Regions from separate parts of the Homo sapiens genome. Here all the other regions are linked to region 5. Evidence: chromatin loops called from intact Hi-C (ENCODE). Cell type or tissue: PC-9. All regions are shown on one strand. Region 1 holds the start of LOC105372694 (a long non-coding RNA gene). Region 2 has its middle 100 kb from the start of NKILA. Region 3 overlaps PMEPA1 (prostate transmembrane protein, androgen induced 1). Region 4 holds the start of ZBP1 (Z-DNA binding protein 1). Region 5 has its middle 14 kb from the start of LINC01742. Region 6 has its middle 100 kb from the start of LINC01742. Region 7 overlaps LOC107987284 (a long non-coding RNA gene).

Evidence for each region. A loop is a pair of places that touch in the nucleus more often than their neighbours do. Peaks named below come from ENCODE experiments on the same cell type or tissue, not always from the same donor. Only the 100,000 strongest peaks of a DNase experiment are listed, where the experiment ranks them.
Region 1: a loop joins it to region 5, with 4 times the contacts of the local background. A loop is called at or near these places in 6 of 110 quality-filtered maps.
Region 2: a loop joins it to region 5, with 6 times the contacts of the local background. A loop is called at or near these places in 2 of 110 quality-filtered maps.
Region 3: a loop joins it to region 5, with 8 times the contacts of the local background. A loop is called at or near these places in 5 of 110 quality-filtered maps.
Region 4: a loop joins it to region 5, with 2.4 times the contacts of the local background. A loop is called at or near these places in 3 of 110 quality-filtered maps.
Region 6: a loop joins it to region 5, with 9 times the contacts of the local background. A loop is called at or near these places in 3 of 110 quality-filtered maps.
Region 7: it touches region 5 in a loop (12-fold over the local background); 3 of 110 quality-filtered maps call a loop at or near these places.

The regions. Positions count from the first base shown.
Region 1 is chr20:58,177,637-58,181,636 of GRCh38, forward strand. It overlaps LOC105372694 (a long non-coding RNA gene), which reads right to left and starts at 2,043. Exons shown (of 3, transcript XR_936926.3): 1 at 1,956-2,043; 2 at 1,712-1,820. RefSeq lists a silencer at 2,146-2,205. In PC-9, CTCF peaks have their summits at 2,092 (motif pointing left) and 2,292; a DNase peak (open chromatin) is centred at 1,795; H3K4me3 peaks cover 1,099 bases.
Region 2 is chr20:57,808,135-57,812,134 of GRCh38, forward strand. No RefSeq gene overlaps it. Among named protein-coding and RNA genes, the nearest start is that of NKILA, 100 kb to the left of the region's middle. In PC-9, a CTCF peak has its summit at 1,574 (motif pointing right); DNase peaks (open chromatin) are centred at 1,707, 2,887 and 3,507; H3K27ac peaks cover 1,095 bases.
Region 3 is chr20:57,691,092-57,695,091 of GRCh38, forward strand. The region is part of intron 1 of PMEPA1 (prostate transmembrane protein, androgen induced 1); the gene reads right to left. Among named protein-coding and RNA genes, the nearest start is that of PMEPA1, 17 kb to the right of the region's middle. RefSeq lists an enhancer at 1,716-2,535. In PC-9, CTCF peaks have their summits at 2,459 (motif pointing right) and 2,662; DNase peaks (open chromatin) are centred at 2,200 and 3,630; H3K4me3 peaks cover 2,503 bases; H3K27ac peaks cover 4,000 bases.
Region 4 is chr20:57,616,701-57,620,700 of GRCh38, forward strand. ZBP1 (Z-DNA binding protein 1) reads right to left here and starts at 3,726. Exons shown (of 8, transcript NM_030776.3): 1 at 3,562-3,726. The coding sequence starts at 3,595. RefSeq lists enhancers at 1,279-2,138, 2,316-2,425, 3,506-3,555, 3,686-3,975. In PC-9, no CTCF peak of the experiment used is centred here; a DNase peak (open chromatin) is centred at 1,591.
Region 5 is chr20:58,015,545-58,019,544 of GRCh38, forward strand. No RefSeq gene overlaps it. Among named protein-coding and RNA genes, the nearest start is that of LINC01742, 14 kb to the left of the region's middle. In PC-9, no CTCF peak of the experiment used is centred here; DNase peaks (open chromatin) are centred at 1,817, 2,267 and 3,647; H3K4me3 peaks cover 348 bases; H3K27ac peaks cover 3,877 bases.
Region 6 is chr20:57,900,241-57,904,240 of GRCh38, forward strand. No RefSeq gene overlaps it. Among named protein-coding and RNA genes, the nearest start is that of LINC01742, 100 kb to the right of the region's middle. RefSeq lists enhancers at 1-314, 315-942. In PC-9, a CTCF peak has its summit at 2,499; DNase peaks (open chromatin) are centred at 211 and 2,421.
Region 7 is chr20:58,130,049-58,134,048 of GRCh38, forward strand. It overlaps LOC107987284 (a long non-coding RNA gene), which reads left to right. Exons shown (of 3, transcript XR_001754693.2): 2 at 899-983; 3 at 1,714-3,779. It overlaps LOC107985434 (a long non-coding RNA gene), which reads right to left. Exons shown (of 3, transcript XR_001754692.2): 3 at 1-1,369. Among named protein-coding and RNA genes, the nearest start is that of CIMIP1, 19 kb to the right of the region's middle. In PC-9, no CTCF peak of the experiment used is centred here; DNase peaks (open chromatin) are centred at 1,963 and 3,213; H3K4me3 peaks cover 2,300 bases; H3K27ac peaks cover 3,987 bases.

The sequences.
Region 1 (4,000 bases), 160 kb after region 5:
GATTCTCAAGCCTCTGTCCTCACCCCGGGGAGGACCACCAGGGTAGTGGGCCCAAACCCTCCCCTGCTGCCTGGGGTCAGACACAACGGGCTTGCCTTGAAGCAGAGGGGCCAAGGGTCCTTCCCTACACCTGGAGAAACCAAAGCCCCATGACCAAGTGTTGGCCCCATACCCTGGGAAAGAAAACCCTCTGTGAAAGTACAGCAATCCCAGCTCCCTCCCTAGTCTGGGCCCTAATCCACCCCAGATACTTCCTCAGTTTGCAACAAAAATCGCTAAGCAGCTCTCACAGGTCTCATCTCCTTCACCAAAGCAGTCCGCCGAGCCTCAGCCACCACTACCATGTGGCGCCACGCACAGGGTGCAGGCTGAGAGGTGTGGCTTCTCCACGGATCAACTCGAATCAGCCTCTCAGTCATCGGCTGCATCTTCATCCCAGAAACCGCCCTTGACCAAGCATCCTGCCAGGAGCTCCCTTTAGCTACATTTTCCCAACTAACGTGTCCAAGTGTGCTTTTATCTGAAAGCCTTACTTTTTTATGGTTTTCTTTTCAAATTATGAAAATTAATGCATATTTACCTACTGTAGAAAATGAGTGAGACATAAAACACACAAAGAGGAAAGTAGGGTTCCCCTGCCAGACTTGGCCGGGACTGAGAAAGTGAACTGCCCTCTGTGGGAGTGACTCTTGAAAGCCTTGGGATGTGCTCCTGGCTTCCCCAAACATGCCCACATTCCATAATATCTAGTTTCCATCTTAAGCCACTGTCCTGGGAGGAATCCAGGCCCCCATCACTTATTCACTCCCTCATTCCAGACCTGGGTTCGAATCCTAGCAGCCCCGTGACCACCTCCCCGGCTTCCTCATCACAATATGGGGCTGTTGCAAGGATTTGATGAAGTTCACCCCACAAAGCCCTTTCCACAACGTCTGCCTACAGTAAGTGCTCAAGAAACAGCACCAATGAATGTTAACATCACCACCATCACAGTGGTATCAAGGGTCTCTGCTTAACAGAGGCATGGTCTGAAGTGAGGATTTGAGGGCAGGTAGTTTATAGGGGAGGTGGTCCCAGGAAGTCCAAGGAGTAGGCAGGTGAGACTGAGGAGGCTAATCAAGGTGTCATCAAGGCCAGCTGCCACATGGGCCCCAGAGGAGAGGTGCTGGACACCCTCAGGGTTATCTCACCTGTGGGGCAAGGGAGCTGGGGTATTTATCCTCCGTTCCCACCATCACTGGCTGGGGGCTGCTCTTGGGGGAACTTAGCTTCCTGGGATGTGGGTCCAGACTGGAATGGTGAGTACAGGGAACTGGGCAGAACCAGTGCAGGTGCTGTTCAGTGCTGGATCTGTGCTTGGAGGTGGGGACACAGACAATTCAGGTTCTAGGCTCTCCAGGGACTCCCCCTGGAGACTGGAAGGTGGACCTAGGAGTGGAGACTCATATTGCTGCAGCCATTCACAAAATGCTTCCTCTTCTCTCCGTATTTCTCCCTCACTCTTCATTGCCACAAACAGGACAGGGGCCCCAGGGGCAGGGTCATGCACTCCGCCCTGGCTCCTGGTCACGCTCCCACCTCGGCAACCCCCCGGAGTTCAGTGGAGACCCTGCATCCTGGGTCCACACCAGCCTTGTTCACAAGACAAGGTGACAGAGGCCATGCGTTCAGATGTGGAGCAGGGAGACTTGAGTATGACTCGACCTTTTACCTGATGGTCCCGGGACTTCGGGAGGAGATCTGCCCTGCTGAGCCTCTGCTTCTACATCTGCAAAGTGAGACTTACAGGCTTGGCCGCCTCTTTAGGCTGCGTGAAGAATCTGGAGATACAGGGAACATTCAACACACACTGAGTGCCTGGGTCTGCTCATGGTTTCCCAATTCAGATCCAAGAAAAGCACGCTGCTGCCCCGCAAGACCAGAACACAGAGCCCCTCCCTCCCCAGGAGCCGGACCTGAGCAGCAGGGGGTTAAAGAGCAGTACCCGGGCTGTCCCCGGGTCAGGGTCGTTTGCACGAAGGCAGAGCCGCGGAAGAGGGAAGGAAATGCCCCGGGTCCCAGGCGGGGCCTCGAGCGTGCCCACGCCGCCCCCTGCTGGCCACGCCTGGAGTTGCAGGAACCGGGCGCCGGGCGGGACCTCAGCTGCGGGCTCCGCGCTGCTCCCGCGCCGCGTGGGTGAAGCGCCCTCCCCGGCCACGCACTGGGGTCTCACAGGGGCCAGGCTGAAAAACAATGCACGCCTTAAAGGCGGGAGGCTGGCCTGGCGCAGGCTGAGGAACACTGATGAACGACCTCCTGCAAAGGATTGTCCCCAGAGGACAGGGCTAGGGGGAAGCAGGACGGCGCAGCGTCTACACCCCCGCGCGTGGGTGGCCCCCGGAACTGCCCACACCCCTGGCTCCCGGGTCAGCCGGTCACTGCCAGATGCACCACCCCCACCGCCACAGCCAGGAGAGGGGATGACATGGGGTGGGAAATTCAAGGGAGAGCCCAAAAAATCGTTCTTCAAAATAAATCGTATTTTGAAAATTCAAAATCAATGCAAGCATATCCAAGAACAAAATATCAAAACTGTAAATGAAGTCAGGATCAGTAGTACTGATTTGTCCTTTTGCCTAGGGCTGCAATACGGCTAGGCCCAGCGCTGTTATTTATCTGTCATTATTTAAAGCTTTGATATTAAGCCAGTCGAGGTGGCCCACACTTGTAGTCCCAGCACTTTGGGAGGCTGAGCGGGGAGGATCACTTGAGGCCAGGAGTGGGAGACCAGCCTGGGCAACATGGTGAGACCCCATCTCTACAAAAAATACAAAAATTAGCCAGGTGTGGTGGCCCACGGTTGTGGTCCCAGCTACTCAGAAGGCTAAGCAGGAGGATCACCTGAGTCCAGAGAGGTAAGGCTGCAGTGAGCTGTGATCACACCGCCACTGCCCTCCAGTCTGAGTAACACAGTGTCTCAAAAAAAAAAAAAAAAAAGAAAAAAGAAAAAAAAAGCTTTAATATTTTGTATATCATGAATTTTTTTGCATTGATTTTGATTTTTTCAAAGTCACACTAAAATATCCTCTATCTTGATTACAGGGTTTTGGGAGTTGTGCTTTTTTAGCATTTCCTTAAATTTTGCACCCAAGGCGATGGCATCACCTGCCTCACCCTAGCCGTGGTCCCTCCCTCCTGCTTCTTTCTGTGGTCTCTCCCCAGGGGCTCTGGATCTCTTAACTCCTCAGGCCTCCCCACCAGGCAAGGTTCACCACCCCTCCTTCCAGCAGCCTCTAGAAGGTGGAACGGGCAAGGAAACGGATTCTACGCTAGAGCCTCCCGAGGAGAACACAGCTGGCCGGCACCTGGATTTTAGCCCAGGAGACTGTGACGGATGCTGACCTCCAGAGCTGTGGGGTAGCACAATTGTGTTGCCTTACACTCTGAAATTTGTGACAGCAGCCACAGTGCCCTCCAGGATGCTTTTTTTTTTTTTTTTTTTTTTTTTTTTTTTTTTTTTTCTGAAATGGAGTCTCGCTCTGTTGCCTAGGCTGGAGTGCAGTGGCGTGATCTCAGCTCACTACAACCTCCGCCTACAGGGTTCAAGTGATTCTCCGGCCTCAGCCTCCCAAGTAGCTGGGATTACGGGCACCCACTACCACGCCCGGCTAATTTTTGTATTTTTAGTAGAGACGGGTTTCACCATGTTGGCCAGGCTGGTCTCGAACTCCTGAGCTCAGGTGATCCACCAGCCTCAGCCTCCCAACGTGCTGGGATTATAGGCATGAGCCACTGTGTCCGGCACCAGCATGCTTTAAGGAGTCGTGGGACCCCTGGAGATGACACAGGAGAGAGAGAGCGGGTCAGGGGAGAAGGTTGGCCTCACTCACACACCACTGACCCTGGATCAGTCTCCTTGGGCTGCCATAACAAACGATCAGAGACTAGGGGGCTTAAAACAGCACAGATTGACTCTCATAGTCTGGAGGCAGAAGTCAAAAGTCAAGGTGTCAGCCGGGCC
Region 2 (4,000 bases), 210 kb before region 5:
GGGGCTGAGAGGAGGTGAGGGTTTGCTTTTCTCAGCTGTGCTCTGGTTGCTTTGCGGCTCTAGCTGCATCCTTTCCCTCTCTCAGCCTCAATGTCCCCACTAGTAAAGTTCCAGGAGGACCAGCGGTGCCTTCTGACATTTGAGTGGCCCTGGCAGTGGGGTCAGTTTCTGGAATAGGAACAGCCATTGGCCATCTTCCCACTGGCCCTAGCGCAGCTACACTGAGTGTCTGGAGTGGGCCTTGTAAACATGGGGTCAACCCTAGGATGGGCCTCAGGCTGGAACCAGGGATGCGGACAGGTGGACCGGCGTCTGTCCTGGTCCCCCCAGACCCACTGCTATGGGCTCACACCTGGCAACAACCTTTCCAGGACCGCCTTCATGCTTTGTTATGTCGCTCACCAGCCTTTTCAGACTCCTCCTCTAACAAGGCAATGACAAAATATCTGTTCTCAGGAATGGAGGCCCATTATGGGAGACATTAGCTTGTTTGAATTTGGAAATGAGGTTGCAGGGGTGACATGCGAATGCAGTCTCTGTCTGCAGTGGGGCCTGGCTGGGCTCCTGTCTCATGCTGGGACATGGAATGCAAAGTTGACATTTGCTCTGTGGATGTTTCAGTCCCCTTGGCTGATGTCTGGAGAGCACAGGGCTGTGAGTTTCCTGGAGCACCCAGCTTGCCTGAGGCCAGGAAAAGAGACTTTTCTGGGGTCTGAGGAAGTGACAAAAAGGACTGTTCCGTGTCCTAAGCACCTCATTTCTAATCCTTGGAATTACTCCAATCGGGGAGAAAATGTCCTCTTGCAAAATGCTGCTGGCTGCCCCCACCCCCAACCTGAGTGACTGCCACCAGGGTGGGGTTGACTGCTGGGTGAATTCAGTATAAGTCAGGGACCAATGCTTGCAGGCTGAGAAACCTGATGGTGCCAGCTTGCTTAGCTTGGCCCATGTCACGCCTTAACCAAGCTCATACATCCAACCAGAAGGCCGCTGGATTTGTTTAATCTATCCTGGGGATGAGTGACCAGTCCATTTCTATTCATAGGCAGAAGGTGGCTTTTGGAGTGCAGAATCACAGGGCGAGTTTGTCAGCTGATGTGAATGCTCCAAGCACTGGCTCAAGAAAATACTAACAGCACTCCCATGCAATATATACCAGCCATTAAGTCTGAAAGGTTTACATGTTTTATCTTGTTTAATCATTTCAACCACAGGACCTTTGCATGTGACAAGGTCAAGCCCTCCTACCACAGTCCCTTATGTTTGTAGCACTTATCACAACCGTACTTTTGCCCTGGACTGTGAGGGTGAAGTCTCATTAACGCTGTTCGCTGCTGTATCTCCCAGGCCTGGCACAGGGCCCTGCGCATAGTAGATGCTTGATAAAGATGTATTGAATGAGTGGATAAAGACCCTGATGAGGGAGGCTCTATTATGATCTGATCTTTTTACAGATGAGGGAACCAAGACTCAGAGAGCTGGAGTCACAGGCTCCAGTGGCGCAACTGCTAAGTGGCAGAACCCAGATCTGTCCCCGGTGGGAGGAGCCTCTGCACATCTCTGCATGGGTGTCTGTGCTTTGATTTCAGGATGGAGCACCAGAGGGCAATCTCACGGCCCGCATTTGTCTCACTACGTCCCTTACCCACTGACAGTTGTAGCTGCCAGCAGCCCCGTCTCACCGATGACGAGATGGGAGCACTGGGAGGTTGCACAATCCACCCTGGGGCACAAGGTGAAGAGGGAACTGCACTCAGCCTTCTCTGGCTCCAAAGATGACAGGTTCCCTACTTGGCGCTGTCTCCCTGCCCGCCCCTCCCGTCCCCACTGTGCCTTTCATGGAGCATCTACCATGTGTGGGAAGTGCATGCCAGCCCTCACTGAACTGTCACCACCATGGCATGAGCTTTGCATCGTATCCCAGAAGGGCCTGCCCTGGCTTAGCTCTTGTAGAACAGCTCTTGTCACACGCAGGACAGTCTCCGGGCCCCTCAGCTGTCAGGCTGTATGGAATCCAGAGCCTTCTCTCAGGTTCCGAGGAATTTCTTCCCATCCTCTGTCCCATCTTCTAATGAAAAGCTTCTTTAAGTTGCACAGAGGCACTTTGTCCTGAGACAGGCTTATTGAGACATCATATTCTTTTCTTTGTCAAGCCTGATGGGCTTATTTCACACACAAAATGAAATCTCAAAGTTGTCATTGTAGAAAGTCTGAAGAGTGGGTGGGGAACGGAATGACTTTCTCAAAGATGTCAGGAAGGTGCTTAGCCTGAGGTAGAAGGTGGTGTCTTGTAGTGGGGAGGTGTGGGCCAACCAGCCACAGCCAGACAGCTGTCACAAACTGCGCCACCTTAAGCAAGTGGCTTAACATTTCTGTGCCTCAGTTTCCTTACCTGCGAAATGGAATAATAACAGTATCTGCCTCGTAGGATTGTTATGACATAGACTAAATAAGTGAAGGCACATACAGTGCGTAAATGCAAAAGCAGCTGTGCGTGTCAGGCACTGTCCTGCGCTCCCTACCATCACTGCCGGCAGCAGCAGCAGCTGAGCCGTAATGGGCACGAGCAGCATGGCCATCGCATGATGCATCGGTTGGGAGCATTCGGCTGCTGGTAATAAACACCAGGAGTAGCTGTGGATTAATCTCGGCATGGATTCTCCTGGACCGCAGGTAGGCTGTCCATAGCTGTGGTGGCAGCTCCGTGCTGTCGGCAAGGTCCTAGGTGTTTCTGCTTGTTGGCTCATCCATCTGAGCATGGGGCTTCCATCCTCCAGACTGCATCGTGCTCTAATATGACTGCTGGAATTCCATCCGACACCTCTGCATTCCACGCAGGAGGAGGGAGGGCTGGGGCTGCACCAGCTGCCTCTGACTCACCGGTCCTGTGTACGCCGGGAGTGTCCCACCTCAAGCCCTGGCAGAACGCTGACCCTTGGCCCCTGCAGGGTGAGCTGGTAGGAGGGACAGGAGAAGCCGTCAATGATGACAGGGAGTTGGTGGATTAAGTGCCTCAGCTTCCTTGCCTCTGGGGTGGGATAACTCTGAGAGGCTCGTTCTACACATTTCTCCTAAGATGGCCACAGGATTGGCCTCCAGTTGCTCCGGTTGCCATAGCCTACTCATTGCTATGCTCTTCGCTGGTTTCTCCCTTTGCTCACCTCCCTCTACCTTGGAAAAATTCCATTTGCACTTGAATTCTTGACTTACAGTCAGCTTCTGGAAGAACCCAGTGAAAGACAGGGGGCAAGGCAAAAAGAGGCACCCGCAGCTGTCTGTCCACCGCTTAAGGAGCCCCTCCCCCCAGCAGTTCCAAACAGCGTGTTCCTCTCACTGTGCCCTAGCTGCAGGGCGGCTGGGAAACGCAGTCAGCTGGGGATTCTCTCACTCAGGAACAAGGAGCCCGCTAAGGGAAGGCAGCCAGCATTCTCTGCCACTGCTAAAGAAGGAATAATTACGAAAAGTTTCTATGTTCATGTCAGGCCAGATCTGACAAGGAAGTGCTAACTCCCTCGGCCCCTTGAAGCTTCCTGAGAAACCTGTTCCTTCATTTCAGTCAACAGACATTTAGTGAGCCCCTACTGAGTACTTGGCCCTGGGGTGCCATCAAGAATGAGCCATGGCTCTTGATCTCATGGTGCTTATGAGGAACAGGAAGGAGGGGAGGCAGCCGAGGCTGGAGGCAGAGGAAGGGGCTAATGATGGGAGATGAAGCAGGGCTCCACAGTCCCCAGACCTCCCAGGCCATGTGGACCACAGAGGAGTTTGAGCCTCATTGTAGGAGCAAAGAGAGAGTGTGCTGGAGATTTATTTTATTTTATTTTATTTTATTTTATTTTATTTTATTTTATTTTATTTTATTTTATTTTATTTATTGTTTTTGAGGTGGAGTTTCATTCTTGTTGCCCAGGCTGGAGTGCAGTGGCCTGATCTCGGCTCACTTCAACCTCTGCCTCCCAGGTTCAAGCGATTCTCCTGCCTCAGCCTCCTGAGTAGCTGG
Region 3 (4,000 bases), 320 kb before region 5:
TTTCCAGTCTGCCACACTAGGAGCTGGCCTGTCTTTTTCACGGTTGTGTGTGTCCAAAACACTAGGCCCACCACACAGTAGGTGCTCAATGAATGTGTCAGATGAGTTCATGAATGGCGTGAAATATTGAGTAAAATTACCCATTAGCGAGGTTCCTAATTGTGCAAAATGGCAAATGCCACCCAGCCTTCTGGTGTCCCCTCCCATTAACATGGCATGAGGGGAGCCTCCTTCTCCCCAACTCTTCCGAAGGTCCCTCCAGCAGAGGGGCTGCGCTAGGGGTTCTTGTGCAGGCTCTGAAAGAGGAGGAACAGACCGAGGACCAGTCAAGGCCCCAGACTGACTGAGAGTTGAATCACAGTCTCTGGGCTGGTCTAGGAGGGCGAAGGTGTCCAGGCTATAGCAGCCCCAGGGACAGGCACCACTGGCACCGCTCCTCTCCCCTGAGCTGATGCCAGCTCCTACTCCCCAAAACTCCTTTCCTGCTTCCTCAGGGATGGGGTAGGGAGAACGTTTTCCCCCGAAGAAAATCATTACTCTGCTGTTGAGGGTTACACAGGTTGCAGCAGAGGTGGGAATAGGACAGGGGAGGCAGGACCCTCACCCTCACTCTCACCCCTCTCAGAGGAAGAAGCTGCGAGCTAAGGCTGGGTGCACCATCTCCCGGTCCAGACTGTCCATTTCATGCTCACAGAGGAGCTCAGACCCACCTCACTGGTGCCCGCAGCCCTCGTTCCAAAGCCACCCCCGCTGTGTGGTCTTGAACAACTACCTCCATCTGCAGAGAGGGGAAACAGAACCCTGGGTGTGCCTGGGACGGGCTGCTTCCTGAAACCTCCCCCTGGGCAGAACTCCTACTCACACTGCAGGCCTCATTCTCACATCTCCTTCCCCGACGAGCCTCCCAACTTTTCACATCCCATCACCCTCTTCTCCCTTTTCACGGGTAGGTCCCGGGGCTTACGGAGCCACCACTCCTCCAATACTGGCTACGTCTTACAAACAGAACAGGCTTTGTTTCTCGAGCATTTACAAAGCACCCAGGACTGAGCTGAGCCCTTGCCACAAACTGTCTCATTTAATTCTTACGATGCCCCCTGTGTAGTGGGTGCCTATTACAATCCCCATTTTACAGATGAAGAAACAGAGGCTCATAGAGGAGACGCAACCCCGAGGACACTCTTACGTGGTGACCACTCACTCCCTATGGATGGGGTGTGGCCTCCCCTGGACTTGGGCAGCTGCAAGCACCAAGGCACAGCCCACCAGGTGTGGGAAGAGTCATGGGGGCAGGTGAGCAATGGTCTGTCAGGGCTGGTGGCAGGAACTCACAGGGCGGCCCAGACAGGGGAGCGAAGCTCCCACCTCATGACCAGGATGCCCAGTACTCCTGAGCCCGGTCCCCCTGAAGCCCCTCCCTGCCAGGCCACTGCTCCTTCCAAGGGCCCAGGTCTGTACCTGGCCTGCAGCTGGCGGGTCACGAGCACGGCCACTTTTGGCCCCAGGAGGATTCAATTCCTCGAGGGCTGAGGCTGCCAGATGCAGAGGAGGCCAAGTGGCTGTCCCACCCCATGCCAGCCGGGTGCCACTGGCAGGGCGGCTTGTGGAAGCCATGGTCACCTGGAGCCTGAGGAACCTCCGTCCACCTCCTCTTGCCTGGATACTCTTCATTGTGGAAAGAAAAGGCAGAGATCCAGGCCAGGCTAAGTGGGAGGGTTCTGTTCTACAGGACAGCACTCAGCAATGTCTCAGGGAGCAGGGGGCTGCCTAAGTGCTGCTGGTAATAGGACTATTTTCCATCTTTCACAACTCATGATAATCAACTGTTTATCTCAATCCCTGCTGTGGGTCAAGGTGTCCCAGGCAGTGGTCAAACCGAAACCTAATCAGAATTAACCTGGCAGAATCAGGGCATAAGGAAACGTGGCAAAACTCAGCCAAGTCCCGAAGTGGCAAAACCACGATGTTCACGCTTATGTTGTGAGCAGGCCGGGAGTGGCCGCCTCGCTCTGCGTTCCTGCCCAGCAGCCAGGAGCTGTGTCTGAAGCCCGCCTACCCCACGCCTCCCAGGGCCAGGATCTCACATTCCAGCCGACCTGCAGTACCTCTGCGGGCTGCCATAAAAATTCCTAGACAGGTAGTCAGGTAGGAGGCAGGCCCACAGGATGAGCAGAGAGACCAGGCCCAGAGTGCCAAGTGCCCTCCCTGCCCCACACAAGTCAGAGCCAGTGGGCTCAGGAGCTGCCTCCTCGACCTTTCCCCCTAGTTCTTGTAGGATGAGACTCAAGCCCAGGATCCGAGACCTGCATCCAGGAAGGTCTGCCAAACCACAAGCCAGACAGGCGGCAGAACTTCCCCAACACCTCCCCGCCCCGGGACTTTTCCTAGCAGTAAAAGTCGAAGGTGGGGGCCAGCAGACGGTGGCGGCCAGCAGGTGGCAGGTGTAACTGCAAGGCCTGGGGCTGGGACACACCTGAGCCCTTTTCTTCACTTGCTTCCAATTGTCTTTCTCCCCAGAGCTAAAAAGGTACATGAGGAGGCTAAATAATAAGTCACAGACCTATTCTGCAGAATATCCACCCATTTCAGACATCACAGAACAATTAAATTAAGGAGATTTTTTTTTTCCATTACAAAAAGGGAACATCGAGATCTTGGTTAAAATACACAGAGATCAGGATGCCACACAGCTGCGACCTGGGGCAGGATACAGACACTCTGAGTCTCAGCAGGCTCTTCTGCAAGCCTTGTGAGGAGGTGTTGGGTGGTGACGGGGCACCAAGGAAGTACTCAGTGAAGTGCTGGCTTCTCCATCATCAGCAGCAGGCTGAGATTCAGGCTGGAGCCTCATCACCAGCTGGGAGCATCTCTGAGCTTTCTCTGCCGGTGAGGATGGGAGGTCCTTCTCTGTCCACACCTCTCCACCTCCCAGCCCTGCAGCAGGGCCACAGCCTGGACCACAGAACTCCATCTCCCACTTTCCTGGGGGCAACATGACCCTGTGACCTTGATCTCATTAGAATCGAGTTGCCCCTGACCTTCAAATAGCTGGGTGACCTCAAAAGGCCAAAGAGCAAAGTGCTTCCATCCTACAGGAGGAGCTGCAGATCTGTAACTGCTGATTAAAGGCCCACGAGGGACTTGGGACACAGCTCCCAAATGACACTCTCAGCCTTCCCGATTTTTGCCATACTCAAGTACCCCATTAAAGGCATTAAAATTCTTCAGTATTTTTCTTTTCAACTGAAATAAAATATTCAATTGGTTTACTTATTACTTAACCCGATCTTAAGCAATAATACTCACGAAATCGACAATGTGCTTGTTATATTTTTCCTAACATACATTCACATGAGTACGGAACTATTAAATTTTAAATGACCATCCACGTGCCATCTCCAGTTTTCTCATGTGCTACCGTTTGCTTCGGGTTTATAGATTTCTTGGAACTGACATGGGAGGGTGGCTAGGACACAGATGGGTGCAGTGGGCTGGACATCCAGTGGGGCCAATTACGAGTCATGCACCCTTGGGCAATTGACTTCTGCCCTCTGAGCCTCAGTCTATTTATCTGTAAAACAGGTCTAGTAGCTCTTGGAGGGTTGCATGTAGCGCCATGTAAGACAAGTCTAGTAGCTCTTGCAGGGCTGCATGTGGTGCTGTGCCTGGCACATGGTAGGCATTCAGGAAATAAGGGGAGGGGGGTCCATGCTGCCCTCACAACAGGAGGAAGTCAGGACTGCTTCCCAGCACTTCTATCTCTAGATGAAAAATAGGCCTGAGAGCCACAAAGCCGGTAAGTGAGGCTGCCATGACTGTGACCTGGTATCCCGGTGCCACAGCCACACTGCTCTTTTCTTCTTCTTCTTCAGAGCATGCTAGAGTCAAGGGGAGAGGGACCACTGCCTGTCAGCCCATCTCACTCCAATGAGGCCCTTCAAACACCCACCTCAGCAGCCATGCCCCAAGCCCAGGACACGAAGCTCCACACTGAGGTCCA
Region 4 (4,000 bases), 400 kb before region 5:
CCAGGGGAGGTGCCACCTCGCCTGTGCCCTCCCCGGGTGTGGGTTCCAGAGGGCAGTGGGGTTCCTCAGCTCTCAGGTGTCCTCAGGGCAGAGGGGAGTAGAGGGCAGAAGGACGGAGCCAGAGGGAGGCAGGGGGACCTGGGAGCGCAAAGGCAAGTCCTGCCTGGGACGCCTGCCTGGGTTTACCTGATGCCCATCGCCATCCTCCCCGGGAGTGCCCTCCTCTCAGCTCACCATCCATCCATGGCGCCACTATCCATCCAAGCCAGAGACCGACCAGACATCAGAAACAGACCTTTCCCCCAGTGCCCAGTCGTGGAGCCCTGGAAATGCCATTCCTGGATTCTCTGGAATCCCCCCACTCCTCTCTTTTCTGCCAGCACCACCCCCTTCCTCTTCACCATCTCCTAGGTACAGTGATAGGCTCCCCGTTGGCCCGCCAGCTCCAGTCAGGTACCCTCCAGATCTGGCTCTGCCAACCACCCAGCTTGGCCTGCACCTGCCCCCAACTTCCCTCCAAGTGCTGGCCTGTCTGTGCTCCCTTCAGCCCCACTCTCCCCAGCCCCTTTGTGCACACTGTTCCTGCTGCCAGGAGCACCCTTCCCTCACGCCCCAACCTGTATGATGTCTACTCAACCTCCAGGCCTCCTCAGATGCCACTTCCTAGGGAAAGCCTGTCTCTGTGTCCCAGAGTGGCTGGGACGCTGCTTGTGTGTGGGTCCCCTGCAGAACTTCCCCTAGTGTCCCCTGCTGTGCTTGCATGGCTCACTGTTGTACCTTCAGCATCTAGCACAGTGCTGGGCACACAGTAGGTGCTCAGGAAATGGCAGTTGAATGTATGAGTGACTGAGTGAATGAATGAATGAATGAATGGGGCCAGGAGTGGTGGCTCACACTTGTAATCCTAGCACATCAGAAGGCTGAGATGGGAGGACCCCTAGAGGCCAGGAGTTCTAGACCAGCCTGGGCAACATAGTGAGACCCCCATCTCTACAAAAAAAGAGAAAAATCAGGTAGGTACGATGGCATATGCCTGTAGTCCCAGCTGCTTAAGAGGCTAAAAGTGGGAGGATCGCTTGAATCTAGGAGGTAGCAGTTGCAGTGAGCTATGAATGCACCACTGCACTCCAGCCTGGACAAGACCCCATCTCTGGAAAAAAAAAAAAAAAGGACTGAATGAGTGAGTGTCTGTCTCTAGGGACAGACGTTTACCCAATAGACCCTGGGCAGGGCCCGGGTAGCTTCTCCTTGGCCAGTTGGCAATGTGCTGCTGTTTCCTGGCCTGAGTTTAATGAGGACTAAGCAGGACCCCAAGAGGTTCAAGGAGGAATTCTCCAAATGGCCCCTGCTCCTCCTGAGGCAGCTCTTAAAAATCAAAACCATTAGCTCACACAATGATTAAAAGATCAAAGCCAGCTGCTCTGCCCAGAGATGAGGCTGGGGCAGACGCAGGTTACGGGCAGCACCTGGCAGCCAGCAGCCTGGGAGAGCCACTGTGGGCGGGGGCCCCACCTGTCACCAGGAAGCTTCTGCTTCAAGGAACCTGAGGGCAGTGCATGGGAGAGCCCTTCTTGGAAAGACCTGAGTTCCCCTTCCAGGACAGTGACTCAGTCCTTTGTCATCTGGGCTTTCTTTCCTGTTCAGAGGATTCTCCAGGTTTGCCCAGGGTTCCTTGGTCACAGCACTTGTAGGGGAGGGAAGAATCAGTTTGTGCCTCACCCTGATGGTTACAACGCTGACCGGCTTGCCGTGTGCAGGTGAAGACCAATTAGAAGACCTGGGAATTCCCACTCCTGCGCCCACCAAACTCCCCCACCGGCAGCCAGCAGCACCTCCATGCACCTGACTTCACACCTGGCTTCACCTTGTCTCGCAGAGTTTTTTGTTTTTTGGTTTTGAGATGGAATTTCGTTCTTGTTGCCTGGTCTGCGGCTGCAGTGGTGTGATCTCGGCTCACTGCAACCTCCACCTCCTGGGTTCAAGCAATTCTCTTGCCTCAGTCTCTCAAGTAGCTGAGATTACAGGCACGCACCACTACACCCGGCTGATTTTTGTATTTTTAGTAGAGACAGGGTTTCCCTTTTTGGCCAGGCTGGTGTCAAACTCCTGACCTTGGGTGATCCCCGCAACTCAGCCTCCCAAAGTGCTGGGATTGCAGGCGTGAGCCACTGCGCCTGGCCGCAGTTTTGATTCTGGAAGGCTGACCTTAGGGAGCCACTGCCTCGGCTCCACACACCCCAGAGGAGATGGGGGTCAGAGGTGTGGATGCAGGACAAGCACTGGCCCTGGGCTGGCCTCGACTGCTGAGTCCCAGGCTACTGTGTCTGAAAATGGGAAATTGTAAAATGGAGCAGGTGTAGGCAACAATTTGGTCACAAAAGGAAAATCAACTGGGGAGGAAGACAAGAAAAGCCAGCGAGGGCTGAGTCCGGAACCTGCGTCAGCACCCGTGAGTCCCCGAAGAGGAAGCTCCACAGGACCTCCGCGGTCAGCCCGGCTCCTGGGCCACACCCTGACATTAGCCCTCCCGGGGCACACTCTGTGTTGGTTTTTTAAAATTCTGATGGCTGATTTCCTGGGTTTGAGCTCCTAGCCCTGCCAACTACTAGCTGTGTGACCTCCCCTCCGGCTTCAGGTTCCTCTTCTGTGAAATGGAGACAGTAATAACTACTTCAAAGATTGTGGTGAGGATTAAAAACAAAACAAACACATCCCCCAAACCGCAAAACCACACTTCACCTACAGTCCACAGCGCTTAGTGGAGACCCTAGAGAACAGCAATTACTCGATACACTATTGGCTTTCATTGCAACTCTTCCAGGAATAAAATGAATGAAATGTTAGTTGAGGAAAGGATGCAACAAGGGGGAACAAAGGCACACATGTATCTCATCAAAGCAAACCGCTTTGTTCTCGATATGACTGTGACATGGGTGTTCAGACGCTAACACCAGCGTTCGCCAGCTGTGTTACCCTGAGAGTGTCATTTCACCTCTCAGGGCCTCAGTTATCTATAAAATGGGAATGACATGGCACTTGTCCCTGCAGGCCATCAGGAAATGCTTGGAAAGCATGTTTCGAGGTGCCTGGGGCACAGTCAGCTGTCAAAGGGGGATGGCTATGCTGTCCCTTTCTATTTTTTTTTTTTTTTTCTGAGATGGAATCTCACTCTGTCACCCAGTCTGGAGTGCAATGGCGACATCTCAGCTCACTACAACTTCCACCTCCCGGGTTCAAGCGATTCTCCAGCCTCAGCATCCCGAGTAGCTGGGATCACAGGCATGCGCCACCATGCCCGGTTAATTTTTGTAATTTTAGTAGAGATGGGGTTTCGCCATGTTGGCCAGGCTAGTGTCAAACTCCTGAGCTTAAACAGTCCACCTACCTCGCCTCCCAAAGTGCTGGGATTACAGGCGTGAGCCACCACGCCCAGCTGGTCTACTATTCTTTAGGATACTGCTATTGTCATCATGATCTGGACCAAGCGAAACAGGAGGAAAGAGAAGTAGAAATCTCACCCCGGGAGCTACCGCTGGTCCTTGGAAGGAAGAAGTACTGTACCTTCTCTGCCCGGGTCAGCAGGAGCCTGGGCCATGCTGACAGCAGCTGCAAGGAGTCGGAGAGACTTGGCAGGTGTGCAGGCTTCTGCACTGTGGCCCTGAGAGGGTGGGCTAGGTCGAGGCTGGGGCTTCTGAAGTGGCCGAGCCTGGTGCTTCTTGCAGCTCTGAACCCACAAGGGGAGGGATGCCAGCTTCCACTGGGCAGGTGTCAGCTGCTTACAGCCCGGAAATAGATGCCTAGCCAGGCCGGCCAGATTCGGTTTCAGGAGAAAAAGAAAATGAAACTTCTCTGTTCGTCTTTTGAAAGAAAAAAAAAGTGGAAGCCAGGTGGATGAGCAAGACAGAGTTGGGGACCTGACTTGATGTTGACAGGGAGGAGCTGTAAACTTGGCAAGACCAGAGCGTCCTCCGAAGAGGCCTTTGAGACAGAGGACTTCCCT
Region 5 (4,000 bases):
TAAGCCTCTTCAAGCTGGCATTATCTCAGTTTGTATATAAGTTATTATTTATTAAATGTGACCATATGAAGTATGCTGCAATTTTGCAACCGTGCATTGGTATTTCTTTATGGTTTTAATATACCAGGAGGCTCAAAAGATGGAAAGGGTGGTGTAGGGTCTCTTCGTCTCAGAAATCACATTTGTAAAATCCTCTCTGCTCTGCTCTGTTCAATCTGGTGCCTAAACCTGGAAAGTGATTTTTCACCATCTCTACCTTCCTGCCCATCCTTCCCTCCTTTTACAAACATTTATTAGGCCGCTACTCTGCCGCCCCACATCCTCCATGAAAATGTCCCTCATCCAGTCAGACGTGGTAAATATCTCAGTCACTCCTGTCTTCCTTCTCAGCATTCTAGGTTTTACCCTAGAGACCAACCGCTCATTCATTCAAGAAATGTCAACTAGAAATTTATTCTGTACTGGGCACGTGCTAACTGCTAGAGCAAAAATAGAGTTATCTTGTTTTAAACAAACTTTTTGGAGAATACAATAATAATACATATTCACAGATGAGCATTTGGAAAATGTAAAAAAGAATACAAAATCATCTCATAACCTGTAATTCCATTATCAGAGATAATGGCGGCTGATGTTTTGGTGTGTTTCTATTCAGTTATTTTTCCTTGTCCAATAAACAAGGACACAAGAATTTTTTTATAAAAATGATCATAACCATTTAATAATACAATACAAACCTTTCTACATCATCACGTATTTTTCTGTACGATATAATTTTAATAATTGTACAATATTCTATTGTCTGGTTGTGTTATGATATACACCCAATCTCCTTTGTTAAACACTTCGGTAATACTCAATTTCTTATTCTGAATATTCTGAATCATTCTGCAATAAAAATTCTCTGATGAATGTCTGCACATGCCCATGATTAATTACATAGGACAAATTCTTGGAAGAATAGTATTTTCCAGGTCTTTTATGGTTTTTCTTTTTGGCCCAATAGTTGTTTAGGACATAATTTTTTAGTTTGGTTTGTTGTGTTTTATTTATAAATCTTAGATTTTTAGCATACTTCTTACCAAGATTAACATAGTTACAAAACTTTCCTCAAATCATAAATGTCAGCCCAATGAATTTGTATGTAATAAACATGCCCTTATAACCGGTGCATAGATATAGGAATAAAATATCACCATCTCCTCAGAAACCCCATTGGTGTCCCTTCTAGAAATTCTCTATACCCCATCCAAGGATAACCATTATCATGAATTCTAACAGCATAGATTAGTTTTGCCTGTTTTTGAACTTTATGTAAACAGAACCCTAAAATACAAATGCTTTTGTGTCTGGTGCTCTCGATCTACCCTACGCAGGCAAGATTCCCCTACATTGCTGGATGTGGCTATGTGTGTCAACTTTCCTGAGTAGTTGCATTGTGTTCTGGTGGATGAAAAAACCCATAATGTATTTGTCCTTTTACTGTTGATGAAAATCTAGGTAGTATCACCCATCTGGGTGGTCTCATCTTCACCCATCTATAGGATCAAATTTATTAATTAAATTATATAGAGCTTCTCTAGGTATACTTTCATAGTTTTGTCTCTAGATCTTTGAAAATTAAAATGGAAAGAGGTATCTAAAATCTCCCACTGTATCGTATCACAGAGGTGAAGGAGTCGGCCCAAGACCACACTATCCAGAGAGGTCAGGAGGCGTTTGGACTCAGCCACCCGGCCCCGGGCAGCCGAGGTTAACGGAACCCAGCGCCCGAGGCTGTTGTGAGGATGAAACATGATCATGGAATCTGAAAACTCAGCCTGACGTGGAAAACATGATTGCCTGTTAAGCACCGGCTGCTCATTTTCATCTTCTGGGTGAAATGCTCAAAGGGACTGGATGAATACTGAGTGAGTAAGGAATAAATGAATGAATGAACAAATGAATCCGAATGCCCTCCAATGTGCGTATGTGCCTGGGTCTGTTGCAGAAAGCCGCCTTTGTTGTCTAGACAAGAAGAGATGTTTGCTTTGTGAGCCCCTGGTGGGTCTGCGGAGGTGGCAGCCCCTGGGGGCAGCTGGACCTTCCCCTGGGCCCCCCACCAGGGTGACTGATGAGGCTGAAGGGGATTTTGCCAGCAGCTGCGGCTGCCAGCCCAGCCTGCCATGCAGACCTGGTGCTCTGGGCTCTGGAATGAAAGCACAATAGTGGCATTGTCACCACTTCCCTGTTTCTTGATTGTCCCAGTTACTCATCAAGGATGTTGGCGAGCCCAGCCCGGAACACAGCGTCCTTGTCCCTTGATTAAGCAGCAGACACGCTCAGACAGTGGCCCTGCAGGAGGTGGTCGATGAATTCATCTCTTGGCCATTCAGAGAACCCAACAGCCACGGACTTGGGCAGAGATGGGTCAATGGGAGGTCATGCCGGGTGGTCCCCTCCAGAGGCCACCCCCAAAGGGAAATAATGACAGCATCCTCCCCCCAGGAGGTGCCCCAGACAAGGCTGATGAAAGGGGTGGCTCGGTGGCTTCCTGTGGAAAGCCCGCTCTGGGACAGACCCCTGTGTGAGAATGATCCTGCTTGCTGTTATCACTCCTTGATCAAAACCTTCAGTGGCTTCTCACAAGCAGAAGACAGTCAAAACGCCTCTCACAGAGCCCTCCGTGATTTGACCACAGATCTTCCCGCTCACGTTTTTGCTCACCGTGTTCTGCTCACACCTGCCTAATTTCTGGCCCTGGGACGCACCATGGTCTGTCCTTCCTCAAGCCTCTCCTTCCGCCTGGGTGGATCTCTGGGTCCACCCCGGCACCAGCTCTGATGGCCGACTCCTAGCCGGGGCTGCCTGGTTCACTTTCGGACCCTAACACGTGGAGTAGCACCTGCCCAGAGGAGGCACTGGAGAGACATTCACTCAGGCTACTTCCCAGCGCCTAGAGCAAGGCCTGGTACATACTAGGTGCTCAGCAAATATGGAAGGGAGAGGGGAAAACAGAAGGGAGGAAACGGTGGAGAGAAATTATCATGCAGCAACTTCAGAGACAGCAAGGGGAGTGGAACAGAGAAAGGGGTGCCTTCCAACAGGCACCTGGGACCCCCTTTGGGATGGGCCCCCTGTACACGCCCATACCACTCTCCAAGGCTGAAAGCATCTCGTCCTCCACTGCCAAAGCATTCCAGGAACGGGGCTGCACCCAGAGCAGCAGGAGGTACCATCCCCTCTCCTACCCTCACGTCCAGCTCTTCTCCCTGCTCCATGATCCACAGTGAGGGCCTCCCTCGCTTCAAGATAGTCCATGACTAAGGACCTGTGGGACCATCACATTTCTTCATCTCTTCAATACATCTTTTTGAAGGCCTGTGATGCCCCATGGATGGGGCGAGGCTCCGGATCAATGAAGGCAGGAAAGTCACACGTGGCCCCACCTGTGGCAAGCCCCCAGCCAGTGGAGCTGGGAACATACTGGACAGATGAGAGTCAGCCCATGTGTTCAGGAAGCCAATCTGATTTTTGTCATCCACTGGCCCTTTAAACTTGTCCACTGGGAAGGAGCCTTGTCCCTGACCAGATGGGAGCTCAGGCGATGACCATGACTTTGCTGGTCGCTTTCTAGCAGTAGACAGTCCTGTGGTCAGTGTGAGTCACAGACGGCCTCAGTCTAGCAGTGGAAAAAGTCCTGTCCTGAGTAAGAATCAAAACTTGCTCCTTGATTCAGCACAATTTGCTGCACGACGGGTGCCTGCGGTAAGCTGACTGCTTGCAGGGAAGTGGCCTGGACCTCCTCTCTTTGCCCACAGGCTTTCGTCCATCACTCCGACACAGCCTCCTCACTCGGGCTCAGGAGCCAGGCAGGGTCGGGAGGGAGACGAGGTGGACAGCTGCTCCCCCCCAGTCCCGTGTGTGACAGCTCTGAACTGCCTGGGACGCAGCAGAGCCTCCTCCGATGGACTGACGGCTCTGTGGGGATGAGCAGGGCCTCTCCTACCTGGCCGCACCC
Region 6 (4,000 bases), 120 kb before region 5:
CCTTCCTCCCACTCGTTTCCCTCTGTGCTCTGCCAAGGGGAGGCCCCAGAGGAAGGTTGAGGGGAGGGAGGGAGGAGACACCCAGGTGTGTCCCCCTCTTTCAGTCGGCAGTGGGTGAGTCTCCTCTGTGGCTCCAGCTCCCCATAGGCAGCCTCAGCTCACAGCTGGGGGCTCAGACAACACAGTTCCTCCCTTTGTCCTGCTAGCCCAGGGGCAGTGGGGACTTCCTGCTGTTGCTCATCTGTGTTGCTCTCACTGCCCTGGGGCTTGGCTTTCCAGCTCTTCTGCCACCTTTATATGGAGATTTTGGCATGCACGTCCATCATTGGACTCCATTTTTCTGTCTGGGTCTTGACTAAGACTTCCCTTCACCCACAGGGCCTCGAGCCCTTCACAGGGTCCCTCAAGTGTTGGGGCAGGGGCTTCAGGTGTTGGTCCTCCTCCTGCCTGGCATCCTCTGCCCCGCCTTGGCAACGTCAGTAGCTGCAGAACATCTGCGTCTACTCCTCTGCCCATCCTGGGTCTGTGCTGAGGGCCCTGGGGTGCAGCAAGCTGCTAAGCCTGCAGCCAAACCTGGGTCCCTCTCTACTCTCTTTTGTGCTATTCTGTGTTTTCTAAATGGTTTGACAAATAGTGTCATTGTTTTTACGCAAGAAACACCAATAGAATCTTTAATTCAAAAAAAAAATCAGGGCTTTCCTCTAACACAATGTAACTTCTTTCTTTTTTTTTTTTTTTTTTTGAGACAGGGTCATGCTCTGTCACAAAAAAAAATCTCGACTCTTTTTTTGATGGAGCTGGAGCGCAATCTTGTCTCACTGCAGCCTCAACCTCCTGGGTCCAGCGATCCTCCTACCTCAGCCTCCCGAGTAGCTGGGACTACAGCCATGTGTCACCATGCCCGGCTAATTTTCTTTTCCTTTTTTTGTAGAGATGGGGACTCACTTTGTTGCCCTGGCTGATCTCAAACTCCTGGCTTCAAGTGATCCTCCTGCCTCAGCCTCCCAAAGTGCTGGGATTATAGGTGTGATCTACCGTGTCCAGCCCTGATAGAACTTTCTGTGCTCATGACACTGTTCTTTCTGTATATATTGTCCAGGACAGCAGCCACCAGGCGCAGGTGGCTATGGAATACTTGAAACATCTATGATGGAGGAACTGAATTTTAAATTTTATTTCATTTCAATGCATTTAAATTTAAATAGCCACAAGTACTGGTTACCACAGCTTTAGACTTTGGTAAGATTCCTGGAGCCCTTGTAGTGGGACTAACAAAGACTGTCTCTATGTCCTAGGATTTCTCTCCAGCAATTTCACACCCGTATGAAAGTGTCTTGTACACATCCCCCTACCCCCAAATCATCATTCAACAGGTTATCATTGTGTCCAGCCTTGTGTGAGGGGCATAAGGTGAGTCGGAGGGAAGCAGAAATGGAGGGCACAGAATAAATGTCTGGAGGTCTCAGGGTGGCAGACCAAGGGTCCCTGGGCTGGCGTGCTGGGCTGTGATGCATTGGTGACTTCAGGGCAGACCGGCTTTGTGGAGAGTAGGGAACTCACACCCACTCCATCACTCCCTCTTGTCTTCCTCCCCTAGCTCATAATACAGCAGATTTAATTCAAGGTCTTTTACAAATCCTTGAATGACACAGTCAGGAAAATATACAGAAGTCAACATGAAGTTTTAATTTTCCACACAAATAAATCTGCCTGTACAGCCCACACTGGAGCAGGTTTAGAGCCAGGCCCTCAGACAGGTGCAGAGATGCTAGGAGATGCTTTGCTGGAAGAGGAACCTTTGCTTTCCTCTGCTGACATCTCCAAATCCCAGTCCCAGGCAGTGCCAGTGCATAGGGACCTCAGCATGGGCATCCACTTCCTGGAGAGCACAGTGAAGGGAAAACTTCCTAAATGCCCAGGCCTCTCCTCCCTCCCGTATTTATGACAAGCTAACCATCTGACAATTCCTTATAGAGCTGGGTCCCTGAGTCCTAAATTCTGACCAAGGTGTGAGTTTGGCAGAAGGCTGTGGAGAGATTGGCTGGAGTCTCAGTGACAGGCTGGAAGCCAGCAAGGTGCTTAAGGGTCCTCACATTTCATTCTCCAAACCTCCTGCTCCTCCAACAGAGACATTTTGCCCTCTTAAAAGAAAAGAAAGTTGATGTGCAGAGAAGTAAAGAAACTTGCCCAAGGTGTCACCACAAATGAGCAGAGGGGCTGGGGTTCTAGAGGATTCTGGAAGATTCTAGAAGATTCTGGAAGAGGATTCTGGAATATGGGTTGGTTCTATTCACTATACTCAGCACACATCCTCCCAGGAGACAAATACCAGCACCACAGGAGTGGCTAAAAGAGAGGATTAAGGGCACAGAAAGGAGAGAAGGTAGGGTAGAGTGGGGGAAGAGCTCTAAGTGATTCATTGCATGGTTTACCTAACCACAGATTAACCACAAGCAACCATTTCAGCCCCAGCAGTAATGCTGGTCAGTTTCTGAATTGCACGCCTGTACTATGTAGGGCTTTTCTCCCACTGGTTCTTTTAAATTTGCAGCTTCCCAATGATGAAGTTGTTACCATCCCTGTCTACAGGTAAAGAAACAGGCTGAGAGGTCAAATGATTTGCCCAAGGTCATGTGGCTGGGGAGGGGAAGAACGGGGCCTTGATCCCAGGGGTCCAAAGCTGATGGTTTTCACTAGCACACAACTGCCTTTCCTAGGTGGCCAGAGCAGAAGGAAATCAAGCCGGACCAGAGTAGCCCCTTCTTGCTCCACAGAACCACAGCCTTGCCAGGTCCCAAGGCATTTGGCCTGTCCTGACAGTGATGGGATCTCCCAAAATACAGCCCCCTCAGAGACCATCAGAACTCAGTCCAAATGGGGCCTGGAAGGATTCTCCTGATGTTAAAATACCTCGTTCACCCCACAGCCTCCGTCGTTGCTCTGGGACCTCGTTGCTGACCCTGGATGACAGACCACTGCCTAGGATGAAATTCCCCTCTGGATGGATGGCTTCTGGTTTGGTGATGGAATGGATTCCAGGGCCTCTGAGGAAGGCAGGAAGCCTTGGGACTTGGCAATCTCCACAGGAGATGGGGTGTGTGCTAGGTGAGGCCCCCATCACCAGGAGCAAGGCCTGGTCCACCCTGAGACCCAGCGCCCACTTACTGTCCATGCCTTCACCTTGCTAAGTTAGTGTGTGGTCCACTTGCTAAGAGAAACAACAGGTATTAAGGGTTTAAGAAAAAATGAAACCCAAAACAAGCTCTGAAGTTCTGTAGACCTTGGCCAACTCTCAGCACAGCCACTTACTTGCTAGCTAATCTTGAGCACGTCCCTTAACTTCTCTAACCTTTTTCCTCCATTCGTAAAACTGGGAAAATTTGCATCTTTTTCGTGCATTCGTTTTGAGAAATAGATGGATATGTGTGTGCCTGTCAGCTCGACGCTGGGTGCAGAGTGAGTGCGCTAAGCACGGTGGCTTCCTTGACTGTAGAGATGCATCCTAGCTCCTGCCTGGTCTGTCCCAGGTGGACAGAGGTGATGGCATCTGGAGGGGTCCCACCTCCAATGTCTTAATCCAGGGCCTTTCTGTGGCATAGTGCTGAGCCAGCGTACTGAAAGGCCACAGAGAGGTGCAGCAGGTGGCGAGTTGAGCCCCCACCTCCCCAACCCCAGTGATTTTCCCTGAAAAGACACCCCATGCTTTGTTTTGTTGTCTGGCTTATGTAAACTTGCCTCTTGTTTTATAGTTGCTTCCCCAGCTTTAAACTAAAGGCTGTTATTGACAGCCTATAGTTGCTTCCCCAACGGCCAATCCCTCCAGCTCCCCTCCTGCTTCCAGGCAAACAACCCCAGTCATAAGGGCCTGCGATGTTCCCAGTCCCAGGGAATGAGTCCTGATTGGTCTAAGACAGCTAAGACAATTCTTTTCTACTTTATCAAATACAGATGACCCCTGAACAGCACCAGTTTGAACTGGGGGGTCCACTTATATGTGGAG
Region 7 (4,000 bases), 110 kb after region 5:
ACACAGAGCACCGCTAGGGCAGGGACTAAGATCTTTCTCCTCTCCCTTTGGATTTAACTGACAAATGCGCCTTGGATTTCTAAGCCGATTCCCTGAGGGCTTGTGCCGCATGTATAAATCTGCAGCCAAAATGCCAGTGCCCCCAAACTGTCAGCTTCTTTTTTTTTCCCCTTTAAAGCAAACTAATCTTCCTCTGAGCTCCTGTCTTCAGGAAATCAGACTGCCACCCTTGTCAGGGGTGTCCTGGGATCGGCGGGAGTAAGGAGCCGGGAAAGCTGGCGTCTAAGGTACAATTCAACCAGCTAGCTGTGGATCCTCAGGCAAGTAAGTTCACCTCTCTGAGTCTGAGTGTCCTGGTGTATAAAGTAGGAATGATTGTGCATGTACGCACACACATGCCCGAGATAATGGGTTACAGTGCTTTGTAGTTTGAGGCAGAGGCTCAGTATGAGCTATTGCGCTAATAATTGCAACAGAAAACTGAGGCGTATTTTCACATTTCTGTTTTGGGTTGTGTCTCCTCTGTGTTCCCTTTCCCTCCATACGTCTTCTTCTGAAGGTCAATTCCACAATCAGTTACCAGAAGTGGCAAGACTGCCGGAGCTGTAATCCCAGCTAAGAAGTGGCTGGCCATGGCTCTGAGTGACGGCTTCACAAACCTCACCGCATTCCGTTCTATAGCAGTCTCTGAGCTGCGAGCCAGGGCTCTCACCATCCCCACTAGACAGCTGAGCATACTGAGGGTCAGACGGATGAAAGGACGCGCTCAGCATGCGCCACTGCTAAGCCGCAGATGAAACCCACACTCAGATCCAGGACGCAGGAGGGAGGAGCGGCACAGAAAGAAATAGGAGCTGCCTTCAGGTTCAAAGCACAATTGTTTTGCTTTTGTTTTTAGACCTCGTGCAAAATGAACAAAACTCATCCAGAACGATGTCCACAGGCCCCTGATGGCTCCCCAGGCCTCACTGAAGCAGGGAAGGGTGAGCATCTCGGTCCACTTCCCCTGAGAATCCAAATTCCTGTTTCTTTTCTTTCTTTTTTGTCTTTACTTATTCCAAATATGTTCAAAATGGAACTATGAAATGCCATATTTTATCCAAATAAGTAATTTTTAAAATGCCATCTTAGAAGAGCTTCTAAACATTTCCAAAGGCCTTTCAAACTTTCTCCCTGAAAGGCTTTGTACCAGGCAACCAAATCCTTCCGGACTTGTTGAATGCGGAGAGTGAGAGAGCCAGTGAGTGGTGCTGGTGTTGTCTCTTTGCTTCCTCCTTCCTCCTCCCCCCACCGGCCCCCACCAATCTGTCCGGTGGATGCTGAGTGATCATTTTGCGGATGGCTTGGAACTTGGCTTCTCGAGGGGAAGCTGGTATGAGAAAATGAGAATCTCATTCAGATGGGCTTGCAGTTTTTATTCCCCTAGCGAATTATTTTCTTATTTCCATCCCCCTTGATTCCTTTGCAAAAAACTGCAGCCGTCTTTCCTCCCTTCTTTGCCTTAGTTGAATTAACTTAATTAGGGCACTTGCTTTTGACAACGCTGGGAGATTTTTAGCTACCGAACTGTCCTCAGGAGACCACAGGAAGGCTGACGCACTGTCTGCAATTATCAAGCTAATCACTCAGAACACACTCGTTTGTTTTATGTATTTATATCTTGGGATATAAACCTTCATTTCCATTTTTCTTTCGTTCTGCTGTGTGTGCCAGGCAGAGTGAGGCACTGTGGGCAAGAGAAGAGCCCTGCCCTTATGGAGAGCAGCTGGCCAGACAGACATTAAACACATGATAATACACAGAAACATGTGATTACAGGGAGTGAAGAATGCAACAAAGAAATAATACTTTGAAATATCGCCTTCTCTTTCTGGACTTCTTTGGAATACAGCCAGTCAGAGCATAGCTCTAAGACCAAGAGTAAGCAATGCCTTTTGAAATATTCTGTTTGAAATCAGAGCCCTTCCCCACTGCAGTCAATTGCGGGCACAAATATTCCTTTTGTTCACAGACCACATCCTGTGTTCCCCAGGGCCTCACCCTGAGCTGATCCCAGGATGACCTAGAAGAGGCATGTTTTACTGAAATCGTTTCTAAAACTTACACTAAAGCTACAATATCTGAACGCATGGTAAGGACACACATTTTCAAGTTTCTCTTTGGGTCACAGGTGTGCTGCTTTCTACATCAATTTGTCAGGAAGACAAATCTTTTAGTGTCGGGAAGAAAAGCAGCAAGATGAAAAAGAAAAAAAAAAGAAGATATTTCAAGATCAGATTCTTCATCCTACTTTTCTGACTTGCCAGAAGCTAACGACATCTTTCCTAGCAGTGACTGGCAACCACTCTGAAAACTTCACCAAATTATTACTCCTTTATTTTTTTGAAAAAACAGGCAAGTGTATTTAGTTGTCATTGGTTACAACCAAATTTCTCTAAATATTTCAGTGCATCTCAAAATACTATATTGATAAGTTCAAGTCATAAAAAACTGCATTAGGAGTTTTGGAAAATTTACTGGTAGGATTATGCATGTTTTTCTTCCATTTGAGTTCTCCTCTGAATGCATGTTTATTTAAAGAAAAATTGTGGTATTTGGAAGATTGAAGACTGACTTCTAAACTGTGCTGACTTCAGGAAGACCTACTTTTGGCCAGGCACAGAGGCTCATGCCTGTAATCCCAGCACCTTGGGAGGCTGAGGAGGGAGGATTGCTTGAGCCCAGGAGTTCAAGACAAGCCTAGGTAACACAGCAAGAAAAATGTTGAAATTAGCTGAGTATGGTGGGTCATGCCTGTAGTCGCAGCTACTTGGAAAGCTGAGACAGGAGAATGGCTTGAACCAGAGAGGTGGAGGCTGCAGTGAGCTATGATCATGCCCCTGCACTCCAGACTGGGTAACAGAGTGAGACCCCATCTCCAAAAAAAAAGAAGACCTGCTTTTTTCTCCTTCTATCCAGTCCCATCGAATTAACTGTTCTTGGAAAGGAGGGCACATCCCAAACTGGGGGGTCACAAGGTGATTTGTGAGGTACACGTAGCATCAAAACCACAGATACACACGCTGACAGAGCTATTCCTTTTTAGTCCTTTGCTTGGCCCAGGAGAGTCCCCAGTGGGGACTAGTCAATTTTCAGCACCTCCCCAGTGCTGCCACCACCCTTTTTAATAGAGAGAGTGAGCAGCTACAGCACCAAACTGGAATTTCGTAACATCAGCTTTCATTATTTTTATGACCATTGCCTTCCACATAGGTCAAATGGCACTGGTTTTTCACTTATGGTCATGACTTGAAGCTTCCTTTTTAAAATAACTGTATGTTTTCAAAAGTGTGTAAATGTAAAAGAAAGGATTAAGTAAATAATGGCACGATATGGCAGGTGAGATGCAAATGGCAGGTTTGGGGAAAAGGGCAATCGATAAAAATAAAGGCAGCTTGGCTCTCCCGCTCTCCCAGCGCTGCAGCTCAGAGGAAAACTAAAATTAATTCCTTTTGCAGCATGACGGGGAAAAAAAGCATCCAGAAGGAAATTCATCAAACCATTAAAAGTGATCTCCCCCAGGGAAGGGGCTTGCAGGCAGGGGGAACACATTCACATTTCGCTTTAAACACATCTGGATTATTTGAATTTTTGTATTGCATAGAAGTTAACCCTTTGTCTGACTTCTTGGTTATAAATGTTTTTCTTGGAATGCCTTTTGTTTATTGCCTTTGTGATCTCTTGGGCAGGCAAAACTTCTCAACTTCATAAAATAAAATAAAAAATCCATCTTTTCTTTATAGCTTCTGGGTTTCCAGTCTCCCTGGCCCCTAGATTGTAACTGCAGTATCACACATTTCTTGCAATACTATTATGATTATTGTGTTACTTGTAAGTATTTAATTCCTCTAGAGTTGATTTCTGTATCCATGGACCATTGGTTCCATTTTCATGTTCTCCCATTTGTCAAAGGGTTCATCCATCCTCCTGTCTTGAACATCAGCTCTCTCCGTATATACCT